2 separate regions of the Homo sapiens genome follow, and region 2 is linked to region 1. Evidence: read pairs that join two places in POLR2A ChIA-PET (ENCODE). Cell type or tissue: GM12878. All regions are shown on one strand. Links, peaks and the distances in the headings refer to the core of each region. The heading gives the core; the rest is flanking DNA. Region 1 overlaps TMEM127 (transmembrane protein 127). Region 2 has its middle 9.2 kb from the start of SNRNP200.

The links. ChIA-PET counts read pairs that join two places held together with the same protein. Peaks named below come from ENCODE experiments on the same cell type or tissue, not always from the same donor. Only the 100,000 strongest peaks of a DNase experiment are listed, where the experiment ranks them.
Region 2: POLR2A ChIA-PET joins it to region 1 with 7 read pairs; 18 of 35 experiments call an interaction of 5 or more read pairs at or near these places.

Annotation. Positions count from the first base shown.
Region 1 is chr2:96,252,814-96,257,200 of GRCh38, reverse strand. It overlaps TMEM127 (transmembrane protein 127), which reads left to right. Exons shown (of 4, transcript NM_017849.4): 3 at 2,204-2,368; 4 at 3,086-4,387. The coding sequence ends at 3,393. Among named protein-coding and RNA genes, the nearest start is that of TMEM127, 11 kb to the left of the region's middle. In GM12878, for the core only: no CTCF peak of the experiment used is centred there; no DNase peak of the experiment used is centred there; H3K4me3 peaks cover 50 bases; H3K27ac peaks cover 153 bases.
Region 2 is chr2:96,312,598-96,316,984 of GRCh38, reverse strand. No RefSeq gene overlaps it. Among named protein-coding and RNA genes, the nearest start is that of SNRNP200, 9.2 kb to the right of the region's middle. RefSeq lists an enhancer at 908-957. In GM12878, for the core only: no CTCF peak of the experiment used is centred there; no DNase peak of the experiment used is centred there; H3K4me3 peaks cover 778 bases; H3K27ac peaks cover 705 bases.

The DNA of each region.
Region 1 (4,387 bases), core at 388-4,387:
CGTGAGCCACTGTGCCTGGTAGTGTCGTCTAGTTGAAATGTTTTTTTAAAGAATGGCTAAAGTACTGGAGGGAAATACAAGTTGCTGTGTGTCTGCTGCGTGGTTGTTGTCATGGGCTCTCCCTGCACCATGACCCCCAGGAACCCCTTGAGTGCTGTGTCTTTTCTTTCAGCCTCTTCCTTTTCCTTCATTTATGCCCTTGACGTGTGCACGTTGGCACTGTCCAAGGCTTCTGGGGCTTTTGTGGTATAAATGTGGTGGCTTCCTAGCTTTTCCTGTTGATGGCTTGTCCCCAGCTCTGCCGAGTCTGCTGAGTCCCTTTTAGGTAGGTCTATTTCCCTTTACTTTCCAGTTTTTGGAACCTTGTTTTATACCTCCCTTTCTTTTTGTGTGGGTTGCCTTTTAAAAGAATTCTTTTGTTCTCGTAGAGTTCAGGGAGGGAGCTAAACTAAATGTGATATAGTCTACCAACTTTCCTAATCTATGTAATACTTTCTTGTAGCTGCACATTTCTCTAAACTGCCGCAACTTCCTTCTTCCTCTTTTCTTTATTTTACTTTTTTTTAAAATTGTGGTAAAATATACATAACATAAAACTTAGCATTTTAACTTTTTTTTTTTTTTTTTTTGAGACAGAGTTTCTCTCTTGTTGCCCATGCTGGAGTGTGAAGGCGCAATCTCGGCTCACCGCAACCTCCATCTCCCAGGTTCAAGCAATTCTCCTGCCTCAGCCTCCCAAGTAGCTGGGATCACAGGCATGCACCACCACGCCCGGCTAATTTTGTATTTTTAGTAGAGACAGGGTTTCCCCATGTTGGTCAGGCTTGTCTCAAACTCCTGACCTCAGGTGTTTTGCCCGCCTTGGCCTCCCAAAGTGTGGGATTACAGGTGTGAGCCACCGTGCCCTGCCAACATTTTTTTTTTTTTTTTTGAGACAGAGTCTCACTCTGTCACCAGGCTGGAGTGCAGGGGTGCAATCTCGGCTCACTGCAACCTCCACCTTCCGGGTTCAAGCAATTCTTCTGCCTCAGCCTCCAGAGTAGCTGGGACTACAGGCGCATGCGATCACACCCAGCTAATTTTTGTATTTTTGGTAGAGACGGGGTTTCACCATGTTGGCCAAGATGGTCTCGATCTTCTGACCTCGTGATCTGCCCGCCTCGGCCTCCCAAAGAGCTGGGATTACAGGCGTGAGCTACCATGCCTGGCCAATATTTTGTTTTTTTAAGAGACAGGGTCTCTCTCGGTCATCCAGGCTGGAGTGCAGTGGTGTGATTATAGCTTACAGTAACTCCTGGGCGCAAGCAGTCCTCTTGCCTCAGCCTCCTAAGGAGCTAAGACTATAGGCATGCGCCACCATGCCCAGCTAATTTTTTTTTTTTCCTCAAAGAGACGGGGTCTCACTATGTTGCCCAGGCTGATCTCAGACTCTTGGCCTCGAGCAATCCTCCTGCCTCAGCCACCCAAAGTATTAATAACCATTTTAAGTGTTGAGTTCATTGATATTAAGCACATGCATCATGACTATCTGTTTCCAAAACTATCATCATTTCAAACTGAACCTTTGTGCACATTAAATGATAACTTCCTGTTCTCCCCTCTCCCTACCTGCTGGCAACCACCATTATATTTTCTGTCTCTATAAACTGATTATTCTAGGTATCTCATATGAGTGGAATTATAAAATATTTGTCCTACATTTGGTTGATTTCACTTAGCATAGTATCTTCAAGTTCAACTTCTTTTTGGAACAAAAAGGGAATGAATGAGTGAGTAAATGGAGAATCAGCATTAATTGACCTGTATGGTCTTAGCCTCTCTGGCTGTCTCAGCTCCAAAGTCAGGCTTTTCCTGCCAGCTCAAAATATCCTTTAGCAGAATGCATTAACATGTCAGGTTAACTGTCAGTGTCTTTAAAAATGGTTAGAAGGGCATGGCATACACAGTGAAGTAGAATCCTGCACTTAGGCTAGTCCTGTTGGAAAGAGAAGGACTTGAGGTACAGGAGAGCAGTGGCCTCTGCTAATGTGGAATTTGCTCCAGCTACCCTGCAGACCACCCAGGAGCAGGGGCTAAGACAGCGTCCTCCAGAACTGCCCTGGCTCCCAGGACTGTGGTGGAGGGGAATCAAACTCCTTCTAGGTGGGGACTTCCTGCACCAAGTGTTACTTGGGGCCGTGAAAATTTGGTTCTCCCTCTACAGATTTCTGCATGAATCCCCAGACAGTGCTGCTCCTGCGGGTCATCGCCGCCTTCTGTTTCCTGGGCATCCTGTGTAGTCTCTCCGCTTTCCTTCTGGATGTCTTTGGGCCGAAGCATCCTGCTCTGAAGATCACTCGTCGCTATGCCTTCGCCCATATCCTAACGGGTAAGCCGTGAGCCTGCTCACAGTGGGAGAGGAACTGCTACAGGGTGGGGGCATCCTGTCTGAGTTGCCGGTGGGGGCTCTGGTTTCTCTGAGCAGGCACCCTTCCAGGAGCTCATGTGCCAAGCTCCAGTCTTTCCCAGAGTGTCAGGGTGTCAGCAGCCTGCTCCAGTCTAGCTGCTAACTTGCCAGGATCACAAACCCACTCAGCCCAGCTGTAGAGGGGAAATGTTGCTAGAAATTCCACAAGGAAGCTCACAGCTCTCTAAAATGGCATTTGAAGCTCAGACCTGACATGAGTGAAGAAGGAACCAGGCAGTCTCCCGTGTCTCCCCTGGAGCTCCTGGTCAGATTCTCTCCTCTCCACCTTCCTGCTTCCCTACAGACCCGCCTTTTCTTGTATGTAGCTGCTGTCCTCCCTCGTGCCTGCACTGCTGTGCTGGTTTGAATTGTGGTGTGCCTACTCCAGCTCCCAAGCTGCATGACCCTATTTGCTCCTTAAGACAGATGGAATCTGACTGGCCTAGATCAGGTCAGACTGCTGTCCCCAACCTCAGGCCAGGAATCCCATGGTCAAGAGAGCTCCTCCTTGCAGAGTCTGGGGCCAGGCAGGTTCTCTGAGAATGGGGTTTGGGTAGAGAGGCTGTGATTGGGTCCTCAAGCATCCTAGCTGTGGAGTGCTCACTAATTCCCCTTCTGTGCTGTCCCTCTGTCTCCTAGTTCTGCAGTGTGCCACCGTCATTGGCTTTTCTTATTGGGCTTCTGAACTCATCTTGGCCCAGCAGCAGCAGCATAAGAAGTACCATGGATCCCAGGTCTATGTCACCTTCGCCGTTAGCTTCTACCTGGTGGCAGGAGCTGGTGGAGCCTCAATCCTGGCCACGGCAGCCAACCTCCTGCGCCACTACCCCACAGAGGAAGAGGAGCAGGCGCTGGAGCTGCTCTCAGAGATGGAAGAGAACGAGCCCTACCCGGCGGAATATGAGGTCATCAACCAGTTCCAGCCACCCCCTGCTTACACACCCTAATGCCAGCCCTGGGCTCTCTTCCTCGGCAGCCCCTCCCTCAACTCTGCAGCTCCTCTCGCACCCAGAGGAGCTCCTTTCCCCAGCAGGCCTCACTGGTAGGATCCTGACCATCTTCTCCAAACCTTCCCCAGGAGAGACTCTGCCTTTAGGGTCATCCAAGTATCCCTGCTCTCAGAACCGGAGGTCCACTGGTTTTCTATAATGTACTCTTTCCCTCCTGCCACATCCTGCCCCCTTCACATTCACGAGTCATTACCAGCCAGGGAAGGTCATCCAAGTTTCCTCCAGCATGGGCGATATCTTTGGGACCGAGACTTTCCTTGGAGAGCTGCTGAGAGCGGACAGTCCCAAAAACAAGTGTCAAAGGGCCCAAGGGAAAGGGGACTGTGCCCTGGAGGCTCACTTCACAGGGATCAGTGTTTGCTCCACAGCTGTAGCTCTGGGCTGACGCCCCCCAGACCCCTTCCTTCTCGGAGTGACCCGCCCCCAGGCCACCTGCTCCGGGGAGTTCTGTGCACTTTACTCTTTGGACTTCTCCTCACGTGTGCCCTGGTTTTATGGGGAGAGGGAATCGCTGTTGGGAAGGCAGAGCAGTTGCAACCCTCTCTGCCCTTGCTTCATGTGGCTGGAGCCCAGGCAAGGAGAGCAGGAGCCAGCGTGAGACTGAGGCCCCCTGGTGCCTATCAAGGACCAGAGTGAAGGGGACTACATCTCCCAGCCCTTCACCTTTTAAATATGAGTGGTTTTAAAAGGAAAAAAATGAAACCAGGCAACAGCAACAATATTCTGTTTTTAAAATAGGGACAAGACTGTTGTCACTTTTTAGACATGTATCCCATTCCTTTTGGCTCTGCAATATTTGGGGCTGTAGCTCCTTCCAAGCCCATGGTAGTCCCTCCCCGAGTCTCTCCCAGTAGAATGCAGCCTCCCTTCCCTGGCCCCTTCCCTCTCAGTGACGGTGACTCCCTGGGGCCTTCTCGTGGAACCCAGAGGG
Region 2 (4,387 bases), core at 181-4,180, 60 kb before region 1:
GATCTTTTCAACATTATCCCTATTTATAGATAAAGTACTGGAGACCCAGATAGTACCAAGCAATTCAGTGTTTTCTGAAGGAAGACAAGTCAGAAGGGTGGCTTGCACCTGCAATCCCATCACTTTGGGAAGCTGAGGCCAGAGGATAGTTTGAGCCCAGGAGTTCGAGACCAGCCTGGGCAACATAGCCAGACCCCCCTCCCTGACATCTCTACAAAAATAAAAATTAAAAAATTAACTGGACATGGTGGCGAGTGCCTGTGGTCCTAGCCACTTGGGAGGCTGAGGCAGGAGGCTCACCTGAGCCCGGGAGTTGAAGTTGGAGGTTGCAATGAGCTATGATCGCATCACTGCACTCCAGCTGGGGTTAGAGTGAGACTTTGTCTTAATAATAATAATAAAGAAAGGCAAATCAAATGTTCAATGCAACTGCATTTTAAGAGCAAGTTTAGAAACCAAAACTTAATCAATAACCCTGTAACTAATAACAATATATATTTTAGTCCCACGTTGAGACAGAGCATGTAGAATGGAGAAAAGACAAAGGAACTAAGTGGGAATGGGAAGGACAAATAGCGGGGAACAAGGGAAGGGCAGTCTTTTCTAGTGCCTACCAGGTTTTCACCTTATCCAGGGGCCAAGAGACCAGCTCTCCAGGGACTAAAACTAGATCCATGAGGACTTGCTTCCACAGAAACCATGTAGAATTTGGGGCCCTGAGTTGTAGAGGGAGTGGAGTTCCCTCCATGTGGATGAGGAGGGGGTGGAGGGTCTGTGTGTCCATCTATTCACTCTTGAAGGGCTCTGGTCCCTGCTTCTACTGAGGTGGTGACCCCTTTATGTTGCCAGCGTCAGATTTCCTGTTTGTGATGCCCTTTAGTTTCTGGCTGTGTTTGCCTGCCTAGGCTTTGTCCTCAGGCTCATCCAGTAGCTGGGATTTTTCTGGCCACAGCCTCCTCTGATTCTGGCCCTGAGGGACTGAGTGTCTTTTATTTCAGGCTGCTCTAAAACCACTCCAGCTGCGCCTAGCACCGCTTCCTGCCACAGGACCGGGGAGGATGGTGACTTGGGTTCCTGTAACAAAGCCCCTTCCGTGAAGTTCCCCAACATACTCAGCTTTTTCCTTAACATAGCTGAGGTTGGGGAGGGGTCCAAAGAATCAGTCGCACAAAGGGAGAGAGCAGCTCTGTTCCAATAAACAAGATTTTGCACGCTCCAGTGCTTTCGGTCCACTGGAAGCTCTATATCCTCATTGCTGATGCCATTTGTCTCAGTTTTAGGGACCCAGTGACTCAGCACCCACAATCATGTTGCCTTTTGGCTGTGGCTGCAAGGCTTGCTGCCCCATAGTTATGACAACATTAAATCCTTTCCATCCAAACTGTCAAAAGTCTGGAATTTTACCCTACTTAAAAGATAGTTACTGTTGCTGTTTCATGGATGCTGGCAGAAGACACAAGACTCCTGGGTCAGAGACAGAATAATTTATGACTCATGGCACAACAATCAGCACTAGCATCCTGTTTGTGTCAATTCTCCTTGCTCTCTCAAGTCCCACAGGGGCAACATGGAGAGGCCCAGGTGGATGCTATGCATGGTACGGTTTGCATTGCAGACAAGGAATTCTGATTTCAGGGAAACTACCTATTTCATGGCCATTCTTCTCTTTGTCCTGATGGAAGACATTACCTTATCCCTCAAGGTTGCCCACTACACATACAGCTCTGGGAAAGGGCCTAGGAAAGTGTGGCCAGGGCCTTGCATTCCTGGCACACCCAGCAAGAACATGCAGGCATGCTCTGGACCATGCAGATTGCCTTTCCCAACACTGACCTCAGACGGTGCTGAAGAATAAAATAGGTTAAATGCCTGGCACATAATAAACTCAACCAATGCCAATAATTATATAATCATTCGAGTTGGTCAAAGAAATTAAGGCAGTTCTGACTACATCACACTCCTGAACATGTACAAAAAGTGACATGTATTAGTTGAATAAGAACTTAAACACAGCCGGGCATGGTGGCTCACACCTGTAATCCCAGCACTTTGGGAGGCCAAGGTGGGCAGATCGCTTGAAAGTCAGGAGTTTGAGACCAGCCTGGCCAACATGGTGAAACCTCGTCTCTACTAAAAATACAAAAATCAGCTGGGCATGGTCATGGTGGCCCATGCCTGTAATCCCAGCTACTTGGGAGGCTGAGGCAGGAGAATCACTTGAACCCAGGAGGCAGAGATTGCAGTGAGCCAAGATTGTGCCACTACACTCCAGCCTGGGTACCACAGCCAGACTCTGTCAAAAAAAAAAAAAAAAAAAGAACTTAAACACTATAAAGGAGAAGGGATCCCTTAAGTTTCTTTTGTCCTGAGACAAAATATATATAAAATATCTAATTACATCTTGCCTTTTAGATATTTTCTTCAATGACATTTCCAAATCATTTGTTCATACTCTCATTTTACTCTCCAACCGAATACATTAGGGATTGGCTTAAGTCCAATGAGCCCCAACTAGTGTGGCAAAGGTTTGTTACTTTTGGCCTGCTTATTGACTTCCAACCGTAGTAAATTATAAAACCTTTGCTTTTTCACTAATATCATCAGTTTTCGTTTTTAAAAGTACCCATTCAGGCCAGGCATGGTGGCTCAGGCCTGTAATCCCAGTGCTTTGGGAGGCCAAGGTGGGAGGATCGCTTGAAGCCAGCAGTTCAAGACTAGCCTGGACAGCAAAGCAAGACCCTATCTCTACAAACAAACAAACAAAAACAAACCAACAAATTAACCTGGCATGGTGACATGTGCCTGTAGTCTCAGCTACAGGCTGTGGAGGCTGAGGTGGGAAGATCACTGGAGCCCAGGAGTTTGAAGTTACAGTGAGCTATGATTGCACTGCTGCACTCCAGCCTGGACAACAGAGCCAGATCCCATCTCAAAAAGAATCCCACCCATTTAATAATCAGGGTGAAATGCAACAAAATATTTATTGCCCCAATGCTGCAGCACTGGCTAAGGCCAGAAGCAATGCCACTAGACTGTGCTGCTGTTGGAAGGGCGGGCAACTTGTCATCTGTCTGAAGAGTGCAGATGTCTATTATGAGAGGCAACTGTGGGGTGCCAGGCACAATGCATGGAGAACTGAGGATAACACCATCAGCTCAAAGATTGCCCATCCTGTGTTGGGCTCTGGCAGGAATTCGCACTTGAGGCTTTCACTAAACCTGCCCTCAGTTGCCTCTGTCTGCCTCCAAGAAGAGCTTATGCTTGGTGACCCTCTTCACAATAGGCACAGTCACCAGTGCATGGAGGGCACTGTATCCACGTCTGTTGGCTTATTTTTTTAAAACTGTTTTTTAGAGGCAGGGTCTCACTATGTTGCCCAGGCTGGTCTCAAATTTCTGGGCTCAAGCAATCCTCCTGCCTCAGCCTCCCAAAGTTCTGAAATTAGAGGAATGAGCCACTATGCCCAGCCTTACTGGCTTATTAAAAAGTTGGTGGTGGCTGGGCATGGTGGCTCACACCTATAATCCCAGCACTTTGGGAGCCAAGGCAGGTGGATCACTTGAGGCCAGCTGACAGCATTCTGGGAACAGCCACCCAACCTAGTCATGTTATTGAATATACCCAGTGCTGGCAACCTGTTATCTCTGCATGAGGCCTGGAGTTTGGGAAACAGTCAGCAGTCATTCAGAACCAAGTTTACTGGGTGGAAGGGCCATCAGGTTGGGTAAGATCATTTGGGATAAGAAAGGATAGATATGACCAAGAATGGGGCAGTTTTCCTTTGTGAGTCATAAAATTGCCTCCAAACACAGAGTGTTTAGAAATGTTTTTAGGAAACAGCGCTGTTGGATAAAACCTTACACTTGCTATTTCCTGGCATGGTTCTAGGTGCCAGACAACCCTATGGCGTAGGTAAAACTATCCCTGTTAGGCCCAGAGTAGCTAAAAATAGGCCTAAGATCACACAGGTAGTAAGGGGTGAAGCTGGGATTTGAACCCAGATGGTCTACCAGAAGAGTCTATACTTTTAACCACCTCATGAAACTGCCTCTTGGTTAAAAAAGACCATTGCCTCCTAAAGTGAAGACCTGGAAGGGAACAAGCCTGTTTAGAAACACACCAGATAGGCCGGGTGCAGTGGCAGACTCATGGCTTATCTGTTTTCTCTTTTTGCTTTCCTTTGGTCCCGCCAGCCTGACTCCTTTTCCTTAATTAGGACTCCACACCCAGCACTGTGAGAATAACCTTTCTGAAGCTCAGCTCTGTGAGGACACCCCCGTGCATAGGGGGTGAAAACAGAAGGCCTGGCTTTGCAGCAGATGAGGCCAGACAAGTCAAATACCTTCTTGGGGCCTTGAGTTCTTCATTGGTAAAATGGGGGACATCA